2 separate regions of the Homo sapiens genome follow, and region 2 is linked to region 1. Evidence: chromatin loops called from intact Hi-C (ENCODE). Cell type or tissue: heart left ventricle. All regions are shown on one strand. Links, peaks and the distances in the headings refer to the core of each region. The heading gives the core; the rest is flanking DNA. Region 1 has its middle 76 kb from the start of CYBRD1. Region 2 holds the start of LOC105373741 (a long non-coding RNA gene).

Region 1 (5,382 bases), core at 302-5,301:
ACCTGAAATCCCACCATCCAAAGACAGCCACAAAGGTATTTTGGTAAACATCTTTCCTGATATTTCCATATTCAATCACGTGCTTTAACATTCTTTAAATCAATTAAAAAAAAACAAAAACAAAAAACAAAACAGGGTCTGGCTCTGTTGCCCAGGCTGGCATGCAATGGTGCGATCATGGCTCACGGCAACCTCTGCCTCCCAGGCACAAGCAATCCTCCCACCTCAGCCTCCTGAGAAGCTGGGATTACAGGCACGTGCTGCTATGCCCGGCTATTTTTTTTTTTTAGTAGAGATGGGGTTTTGCAAGAGCCTAAGTTGCCAAGGCTGGTCTCAAACTCCTGGGCTCAAGGGATCCACCTACCTTGGCCTCCCAAAGTGCTGGGATTACATGCATGTAATCCGTGCCCAGCCCACATCAATCTTGGCTAGAGGAAACAAAGGGGAAAGATTACTTATTTAGGACATGGACATCCATGTGTGCTGCCTTATTGCTAACATGCTCACAAACCACTAGAAAGAACTTTTTCAGAAACTTGAATTGCCTCTGTCAGATTCTCCAGAATTTCTTTTCTTCCTTCCTCCGTCCCTTTCCTGGGCCACCTCCTCCATAGGCACCTGTGTCACTGTCAGAAAACATAACAGAGCTTGTTTCTCTTGGGACCGCATTGTGCTTTAGGGGTTCTAGCCTAACCTTATCTTTTTCCTTCAGAGCAGTGTTTTTCTTGGGTATCTCTATGGAACCCATCAGGAAAGCTCATCTCTTGAGTACCCAGGAAGCTAAGAGGGCAATAGCTGGCCAGAGTAGATCAGGGAAAGGCAAGGGAAAACTCTATGCTCACCACTTAGCTTACTCCTACAAAGTGTGTGCAGCCCATATCCAGCCAAGTTATGACTTGCCTTTGAACAGTTAACTGAGCATGATACTGCCTGATTGAAGGGTGTGGAAAGGAAACCAACATTTGGTGAGCTCCTGCTCTGTACTCTGTACTAGTTACTTTTTACATTATTTTATTCAATCTTAAAAAATGCAGAGAGACAGCATTGGTATTGTTGACATTTTGCAGATGAAGAAACTAAGGCACAGGGAGGCTAAATAACTTGTCAAAGCCACCAAATTCCTAAGTGGCAGAGCTGATATTCAAATCCAGGTGTGATTTATCCAGCTCAAAAAATCATCATCCTTCTCGCTGGGTAGAAACCCTGTGGTCAACTAGAGAGTCCAGATCTCTACCTTTGTTCTTGCTTTGGGTTGCTGCTGCTATCCAATACAGAAGGACTTTGGCCTTGAACTGTAAAAGTCGTTCTTTAGGGTAGGCATTGCCATTGCCTGATGTGTTAGTCCAGGTCCTCTGAGAAGCAGACACCAAGATGGAATTAAATGTGCAAAGATTTTATTAAGAAAAATTCTGCTGTGAGAGACATGGGCAGGAGGAGAAGGCTGAGAGCCGTCAGATGGCAATGCAAGTCCGATCTCAAAGAAGAAAAGGAGGGAAGGTTGGATGAAGCATCCTGGACCACTGAGCAGTGTAAGGAAGGTTTGGCAAAAACCTTCAGCCATAAGAGAAGTCCCACATCTCCAGGAATGAGCCTGCCTTATTATCCCCTCCCTGCTCAGTTATCGGCTGGGAGGCGCGACGGGCAGCAAGGGTCTTAGTGCAAATGCTGGGACGGACAAAAAGTGAAAGACAACCCACAGAAGGTGAGAAAATATTTGCAAATCATATATCTGATAAAGGACTTGTCTCCAGGGTATATAAATAACACAATTCAATAATAAAAAGATAAATAACTCATTTAAAAGTAGGCGAAGGATCTGAATAGAAATTTCTCCCATAGACATATACCAATGGCCAATAAGCATGAGCAGATGCTCACCATCATTAGTTATTAGGAAAATGCAAACAAAACCACGATGGGATACACGTCACACTCACTAGGATGGCTATGATAAAAAAGAGGGACAATAACAAGTATTGGTAAGAATGTGGAGAAATTGGAACCCTTATACATTCTGGTGGGAATGTTAAAGGGTGGAGCTGCTTTGGGAAACAGTCTTGCAGCTCCTCAAAAAGTTAAACATCTATTTATTCTGTCTTTCTTGTATAAATTATACCTCAGAGCAATCAAACTATTGATGAGTCATTGTTTTCTTGATAGATTTCAGCTAATAAATAAAGAAGGAATGATAGAAATCGAGTCTTATCATTTTGCAACTGCTCTCACGTACGGGTACAGACAATGATCACCAATGGGCTGCTAACATTACAGACAACCAGGCATTGTGAGCCCCCTAGTGGAAGTTCACCATGTATGACATACTGTTGATAAATAATCAAACCTGAATCCAATACAGTAGACACTAGCCACGTGTCTATTTCCATTTCAGTTAACCTCTATGTGCTGTCCATTATGGTGGGCACTAGCTGCTTGTGGTCAACTTTAAATTAATTAAAATAAAATAAAAATAATTCAATCCCTCGGTTACACTAGCATAATAGCCACATGTGTAGATATAGAACATTTCCATCATCACAAAAAGTTCTATTGCACAGGGCTGAAAATCTACCCGTTTATAGGAAGTACAGGGGACTAAAGAACATAATTCACACAGTGTAAGGATTCTATCAGCAGATCTAGGATGTGGGAAACTTTATGGGACAAATGACCCAGTTCTTTCAAGAAATAAATTACAAAGGGGAAAAAGGAGAGAGGAAAGAACTTCAATTGAAAGAGATTGAAGAAAAACATCATCAAATGCAAAGCGTGACCTAATTTGGATCTTAATTGTAAAACTCTGAAAAGCATTAGGGAGGCAATTTGGGAAATTTGAACCTTGGATATTTTATGGTCTTAAGGAAACATTGTTATTTTTTAGTGATATTATGGTTATGTTTAATAAAAGAGTCCTTATCTTTTAGAGATACATTCTGAAAGGTTACAGGAGGAATAGTCTAGATTTTTCTTTAAAGTAATACAGCATGGAAAAACAGTTGACTAGGGTATAAGATTTGCCATAATGTTGATAACTCTTGAAGTTTGAGACTCCATTAAATTGTTCCCTCTATCTTATGTTTATGTTTGACATTTTCCATAAGAAATGTTTTAAAAATTACTGGTTTTAAGTTTATTTTTATTTTTTTTCAGACAGGGTCTATGTTGCCCAGGCTGGCCTCAAACTCCTGGCCTCAAGCGATCTTCTCACCTCAGCCTCCCAAGTAGCTGGGACTACAGGTGTGCCACCATGCCCAGCTAAGTTTATTTTTAGAATCATAAACTAGGCCTGATTTTTTTGCTGTTATATCTTTTTTAGTCTCCATGTGAGAATGTTTGAAGCATAGAAGTAAATGGTTAAGACAGACAGGTGCGGACCAGGGAACAGGCTGGCATGTTTGGGAGATGGCATGCACAGCATCTGGCCACTCTTTAGGTGCTCATTAGTAAAATGTATGTGTCTTTCAAATAATTACTATCTTGTTAATAGGAAGTTTTAATTCAACTGAATAAATTCAATTCAATAAATTTTCAGAACAATTTGATAAATGTCTCATGAAGCCAATGTATAATAAAGTATTTTATCATTTGAGCACTTGATCTGTGCATAACACTCCCCTGGAGTCTGTGGATGATCCAAAAGAAAAAATAGGGAAAACTCCTAAAAAAATTATCTGGCCTTGTTAGAGAGGTAGGATTTATATGTATAGAATAATTATAGGAAATGACTAGAGGATTTCTGAGGATGGTTTAAAAAAAAATAAAAAGGAGAGTTGAAAAGGGACTTACAAAAAAAAAGGTAGCCCAAGGTTTTGCTCTAATCTAATGTTGTTGATAATGACAGTGTAAGATCTCAGAAAATGATAACCCAAAATGAAGACCTCAGAAGCAGCTCTCTCTGACCTTCTTCTCGCCTCCTGTCACTGGCCTCTCATTCTCCCCCAAGGCTAGCTACTGAAGAAACTCTTTGGCAAGGTGCATCTCAGAAACCAAAATCCATTTCCCCTAAAGCCAGCCATAAAACCTAAACATATTATTCTAACTCCACTCCTCCACCCACATCACCTTTCTGTGTAAAAACTGGCCATAAAGAAGCAATTTGACCTAGTTTGTCTGATTGTAGGTCATAAGATCTCCCCATTCCAGAGAGGGTCCAGCCCCATACCCAAGAGGAAGGAAGGCTGCACAGAGGCCAAGAAGAACCTAAATAGAGGCCAGGTGTGTTGGCTCACACCCGTAATCCCAACATTTTGGGAGGCCAAGGTGGACGGATCACCTGAGGTTGGGAGTTTGAGACCTGATGAAACCCATCTCTACTAAAAATACAAAAATTAGCTGGGTGTGGTGGTGCGCACCTATAATCCCAGCTCCTTGGGAGGCTGAGACAGGAGACTCACTTGAACCCAGGAGGCAGAGGTTGCAGTGAGTGGAGATCACACCACTGCACTCCAGCCTGGGTGACAGAGTGAGACCCCATCTCAAAAAATAATAATAATAAATTAAACATAAATAAATAATAAATAAATAATAGACAGGCCTTCTTGGGTTTCCCCACTCAGTCTATTATAGCTCATAGCCTTTCCGTCCACATTTTGGTGAACCTAAGCATGAAAGTAGACAGTTTCATCCGTATCTTTGGGTCTTCATTCCGAAGGCTCCTGTGTCATGTAAAACTATGGTCAAATACATTCATATGCCTTTTCTCCTATTACTCTGCCTTTTGTCAGTTGATTTTTGCAAACCTTTAGGGGCCACGGGGAAGTTTTCCCTTGGCTCTTATAACAGCTAACACAGGGCTTAGTACACAGCCAGCCTTTGTATGAGGCACTCACACTTTACCTCATTTAGGCTCATATTCTTGGGCAGGAAAATCGAGATCATAGTGGCCTGTATATTTTTCTCCCATATTTTAACTGTAGACACCAGGAATATCACTCCTCAAGCTTGCCTCACTCAACCTGAGCTGGTCTTTGCACACATACACGTGCCTGTGAGGAGGTGGTGGGGGAGTATGGGGAGACTGGGAAGATGTAATGGAAGCAAGACTCACCCAAAGGAAGCCCTTGGGCTAACTCACTATGGTGAGACTTGGTGTGAACTGGTGAGCTGAGCCAATGTACTTTTTTCTCTAGGGAAACTGATTTGCAAATACAGAAGGAATTATCTGCCTGGAAGAGGAGAGAGAAGGGAGCAAAGGCATAAAGAGCAAGAAGCTGAATCACATTAATGGCTAAACGCCAGCAGAAAGCTCCTGTGACTCAACCTGACTCTCCATTCTGATTTTTCCAAGGTCTAGTTATTTAGATTTTTCAAGTCCTCTTTGCACATTTATTCTTTTATAGCTAGCATGAATTTCAGAGTCTTAGGACTCAGATATGCAAAAATGTT
Region 2 (5,382 bases), core at 278-5,277, 540 kb before region 1:
TCTCATCATCCTGGTCCTGGTCAGCCAAAGCATATTCAACCCTTTTTTCTCTCTGACTCATCAAAAAGAGTCCTAACTCCCTTTCGTGGGGTTACCATGGACTCCTACTGTGTCATGGGGTTTGTTGTACATATTATTACATCATCCAGGTATTAAGCCCAGTACCAAATAGTTATCTTTTCTTCTCTTCTCCCTCCTCCCACCCTTCATTAGATGTTAGGCTAATGTTACATCCCTGAGCTAGAGGAAATATCAGAATGGGCTTATTAATGAGCAGTAAGAAGATGTCTTAGATCTGGGATCAGGAAAAAGCCTTAAAATCACCTGACCCATTTTCTATACTTTACAGCTAAAGAAATAGAAGGACAGAGAGAGTAAATGACTTGCCCAAGGCCACTCAGTTTGTTAGAAGCCGACCTGGGACTAGAGTCCACATTTCAGACTTCTAGTTGGGGGCTGCTTCCACTCTATTACCTACATTTGTACTCGTAGGAGAAAGTTAAGGAGCCGGGGATGGGGAGCTATTATAAACTAAAGACTTTTTTTAAAAACATAGAATATGATTAAAATGCCATTTTTGGCTGGATGCAGTGGCTCATGCCTATAATTGCAACACTTGGGAACCTGAGGCAGGAGAATTGCTTGAGCTCAGGAGTTTGAGACCAGCCTGGGCAACACAGTGAAGCTCTGTCTCTACAAAATAAAATTTTTTTTAAATGCCATTTTTGCATCCACAGAATGTTTTTGTATTGCCAGTCCCAAACTTGGAGTAAAAAGAAAAGAATATTGGGATGCAGAGAGAGAGGATGAGCTGAGAAGTATTTGCAAGGGACCCTCAAATATACCTGTTCACTAAGCGTTATTTACATACTACTACTACTACTAATATCTTCCACAGAGAAATGTTCTACAGCAGTAGTTCTCAAACTGTGGCCCAGGAACCCACAGGGGTGCTAAGACCCTTTCAGAGGCATAATGAGGTCAAAACTATTCTCATACTACTACTATGATGTTTGCTTTTTTCACTCCCAATCTGTCAAAAACATAGCAGAGTTTTCCAGAGATGACACGGTGTGCGCTATGATAACAGAGTATATGTAGAAGTAGATCTAAGAATCCAGCTGTCTTCTATCCAGCAAAACACTGAAGAGATTTGCAAAGATGTAAAACAATGTCACGCTTCTCACTAATTTTTTTTTTGTAAAATATTCGTTTTCTAACACATGTTATTTATATTAATATCTAATGGATTAATTGTTCTAATTTTTAAATGAATTAACAAATATTTTTCAGTTTTAATTTCTAATACAGTAAATATCACTAAATAAACAAATGGCTTTTATGTTTTGTGGCTCCTCACTAATTTTAAGAGTGTAAAGGGGTCCTGACCAAAAAGTTTGAAAACCCACTAATCTACCATTTTTCAGCTGTTTTGCTCACATGAAATACAAATTAAATTGAAACTGTTACTGAATTTATAGTAGTTTGTTGTCATTCTGTATTTTCTTAATCAAAGTATACCAAAAGAAATCACATAGCTTAAATTGACCTTTATCACCAATGGAAATAAAATTCACATCGCCACAAGGATAAAACAAAATAAAATATCTAAAATAGAAAAACTCTACTGGACAAATGGCAAGAAAAGAAAGGAGGCTAGTAAAATACAGAAGAGACTTAAAAGATGAATAAGCCAAATGCAATGCAACTACTCCATTGAGACCCTGATTCTAACAAACCAACCATGACAAAGCTCTTATGAGACAACTGGGGAAACGTGGATACCGAGAAGATATTTCATCATATTAAAGAGTTATTGTTGGCCAGGTGCAGTGGCTCATGCCTATAATCCCAGCACTTTAGGAGACTGAGGCGGGAAGATCTCTTGAGCCCAGGAGTTCAAGACCAGCATAATATAGCAAGACTTCATCTCTATTTTTAATAAAATAATAATAAATTTGTAATGAGTTGCCTACTGTTAAGTTTATTTAGGTGTGATAATGGTATGATGACTGCGTTTTTAAAAAGAACACTTGCTGAAGTATTATGGATGAAATCATTTAACATTTGGTTTTTCCTGCAAAACAATCAGGTGGAAAGGAGAGTGAGAGAGGTGTAAACAAGATTGGCCATGAAGTGGCTGGGTGCTGTGGCTCATGCCTGTAATCCTACCACTTTGGGAGGCTGAGGGGAGAGGACTGCTTGAACCCAGGAGTTTGAGACCAGCCTGGGCAACACAGTGAGACCCCGTCTCTACAAAAAATTCAAAAATTAGTTGAGCGTGGTGGCACGCACCTGTAGTCCCAGCTACTTGAGAGGCTGAGGTGAAAGGATCACTTGAGCCTGGGAGGGCAAGGCTGTAGTGAGCCATGATAGCACCACTGCACTCTAGCCTGAATGATAAGAAACAGACCCTGTCTTAGAAAAAAAAAAAAAAAAAAGATTGCCCATGGATGGATAGCTGTCAGATCTCAGAAATGGCTCCATTGGGATTCATTATACCATTCTTTTGTATATATTTAAATAAGTCCATCATTTAAAAAAATTTAATAGGTCATCATGCTAAAAAAAAAAAAAAAAAAAGGAGGAAACCACCTGCCTAACTTATTGTTGATTTAGCCATTTACAAATCAATATGCCATATAATTTGGGGGCAGGAAATTTAAATGAGGCACTCATTTAAACTGTAAATGTAACTAAAGCATCACACTGGAAGAGAAGAACACACACTGAGCAAGAATTATACCCCAGAAGATTACAGCTCCATAAAAGGCAGGAACAAAAAAAGTCATCCTCCAAGGGGCCTCTTTGGGTGGAACACCAGGTCTGTGAAAAGAGCCTGGAGACCTTGCCCTACCTGCCCCAAGACACCCACCTGGATATCTACTGGTATCTTACCAAGTACACTAGTACTTACTTACCAAGCGTGCTGTACTTCCCCTGGGGAGCCACCAGGTTATCATAGTTAACCAGAATTGTGTGGAGCAGGAACAATAAAGAAGATGGACCACTTTACTTGAGCCCAACATCCATCTCTTAGGGCACAGTTCTCAATGATTAAAACTAACAGCTGCAAACCGAAGAATGACTTATTTTACCTTTACTTTTCTATAGTGACCACGTTTTTTTAATCTGTTGAGCAAATACACATTACAATCATTTTGGAAAAGTTTAGAATTAGTTACCAAAATGTAAGATACACAAACTCTATAATCCAGCAATTCCATTCCTAGGTAGACACTGAACAGAAATGCATATGGATGTGCATCAGGAGACATGCACAAGAATGTTCTTCGCAGCACTGAAAATGATCCAATGTCCATCAATAATAGAACGGATAAATAAATTGTGATATATTACAATCATATATTGTGAACACGAGCAAACTACAACTACTCATCAACATGGATGAATTTTATAAACACCAACTTGAGGCCGGACATGGTGGCTCATGCCTGTAGTCCCAGCACTTTGGGAGGCCGAGGCAGGTGGATCACCTGAGGTCAGGAGTTCAAGACCAGCCTGGCCAATATAGTGAAACTCTACCTCTACTAAAAATACAAAAATTAGCCAGGCATGGTGGTGTGTGCCTGCAGTCCCAGCTACTCAGGAGGCTAAGGCAGGAAAATCACTTGAAACTGGGAGACAGAGGTTGCAGTGAGCCGAGATCGCGCCACTGCACTCCAGCCTGGGGGACAGAGGGAGACTCCATCTCAAAAAAAAGAAACAGAAGAGCAAGGAAATGGTTACCATAAAAATCAGGATAATAGTTACCTGGGACGAGGGGGAGGTTGAGAAGGAGGTGATCAGGATGAGACACACGGAAAAAGATTCTGGGAAAGACAGCAATATTCTGTTTCTTAACCTGTGCAGTGTTTTCATGGTTTTTTGTAATTATATTTCTTCTATAATTATTCGTCATGCTTTAAATGTGTGTTTCATGCGCATTTGTCTGTGTGCTATCTTTTACGATTAATAAAGGTTTAAAATAAACAAATCAGCTTCAGCTTTATGTGACTATAGAAGTCCTGAAATTGCTGGACTTATGATAAGTGTATTAATACAGCTTGATTTTTGCATGAATGTATTAGTAGAAAGTTTGATTTTTGCATGAATGTATTAGTAGAAAGTCATCTATTCCTGATTTGACAAATTCTCATATGTTATTTTAAGGTTCTTCTGCCAGTTGATTTAAATACAGATTAGCTGTTGAACAAATATGTTTACTATTCCAAAATGGTGACATTTGGGTTCCAAAGTTTCACAAGACCATTCTGAGAATGACTTGAGGAGCACTGTATCATAACGAAGGTTTGATTTAGGTTGTCCCCATTTTGCTAAGCCTTATTATACCAAGTAAGCTCATTTCCAGGCCATGAAAAGCAATTCAAAAGAATTTCATATCCTCAGGATACTAGAAACCAGTACTCTGAAGATCATACTCTAAAAGTTGGCTCAGGCAAATTTCAATATGCAAATTTGTGCTTTTAAATTACACTTCATTAAAATACACTTACCAGTTTAAGTGGAGGCTGATTTTGTAACTGCATTTGGAATTTAGATTCTTACTACTTTCAAACAAATGCTATGTAAACATGAAAATTAAGTAATCAAATGATTCTTTGCCCTCCTTCTACGACACTTTTCACTTGAAAATACAAATCCTGAAAACATCCCACTAAGGAAATGAAGTCCCTCGGCTTTGGAAATATACTTTAACCAAGTGGAGAGCAGACTGCCCTGACCTCATGAAGATCACAGGCACAGGGAAACTTCACAAAGGCCCTGGGCAACTCAGCCCAGAAACTCTGCCCAGGCCCAAACAAGCCCTTTGCATTCTCCTGCTTTTACCAACCAACCCCAGGAGCCTGGCCTGTATTCTCAAGGTTGGCCTCCACTCCTCCTAGCCCTTAAGGTCCTCCCCGCAAGTCTGGCTGTAACAGGGCCTATGGTGTCCCCCAACACTCCTTTCATTACTGCTCTAGTTTGAGAAAAGGGCAGAGTGTGATAAAAGTGCAGAATGCAAGGACCAATAGCACTCACCCAACATGTGCAACAGCCCAAACTCCTCACAAGCCCGAGCCAGTAGAGTCATTAGACCCTCATTTTACAGAGAAGAGAATCAAAGCCCAGAGAACTTGTAAAATCTGCCTGAGGTGACACAGCTGACAGAGTGGAGCCCAGTCAAGCCATTGCTGGTGCCAGTGATTTCCCTGCCTCACTGCAGACTTGGCGTCTTAGACTCAGCTCCATTCAGTGGTTCAGAATTAGGGCTTTAGAGGTAGATAATCCTAGTTAGAGTCTCAGACCAATTACCTCCAAGCTATGTGACCTCAAGTAGATTATTTAACCTCTCTGGCTTCAGTTATCCAAGTCAAAGCT

The links. Hi-C counts contacts between places; a loop is a spot of excess contacts. Peaks named below come from ENCODE experiments on the same cell type or tissue, not always from the same donor. Only the 100,000 strongest peaks of a DNase experiment are listed, where the experiment ranks them.
Region 2: a loop joins it to region 1, with 3 times the contacts of the local background. A loop is called at or near these places in 20 of 110 quality-filtered maps.

Annotation. Positions count from the first base shown.
Region 1 is chr2:171,595,841-171,601,222 of GRCh38, reverse strand. No RefSeq gene overlaps it. Among named protein-coding and RNA genes, the nearest start is that of CYBRD1, 76 kb to the right of the region's middle. In heart left ventricle, for the core only: a CTCF peak has its summit at 2,303 (motif pointing left); no DNase peak of the experiment used is centred there; H3K27me3 peaks cover 546 bases.
Region 2 is chr2:172,132,025-172,137,406 of GRCh38, reverse strand. It overlaps LOC105373741 (a long non-coding RNA gene), which reads right to left and starts at 34. Exons shown (of 3, transcript XR_923580.2): 1 at 1-34. RefSeq lists enhancers at 4,398-5,091, 5,092-5,382. In heart left ventricle, for the core only: no CTCF peak of the experiment used is centred there; no DNase peak of the experiment used is centred there; H3K27me3 peaks cover 684 bases.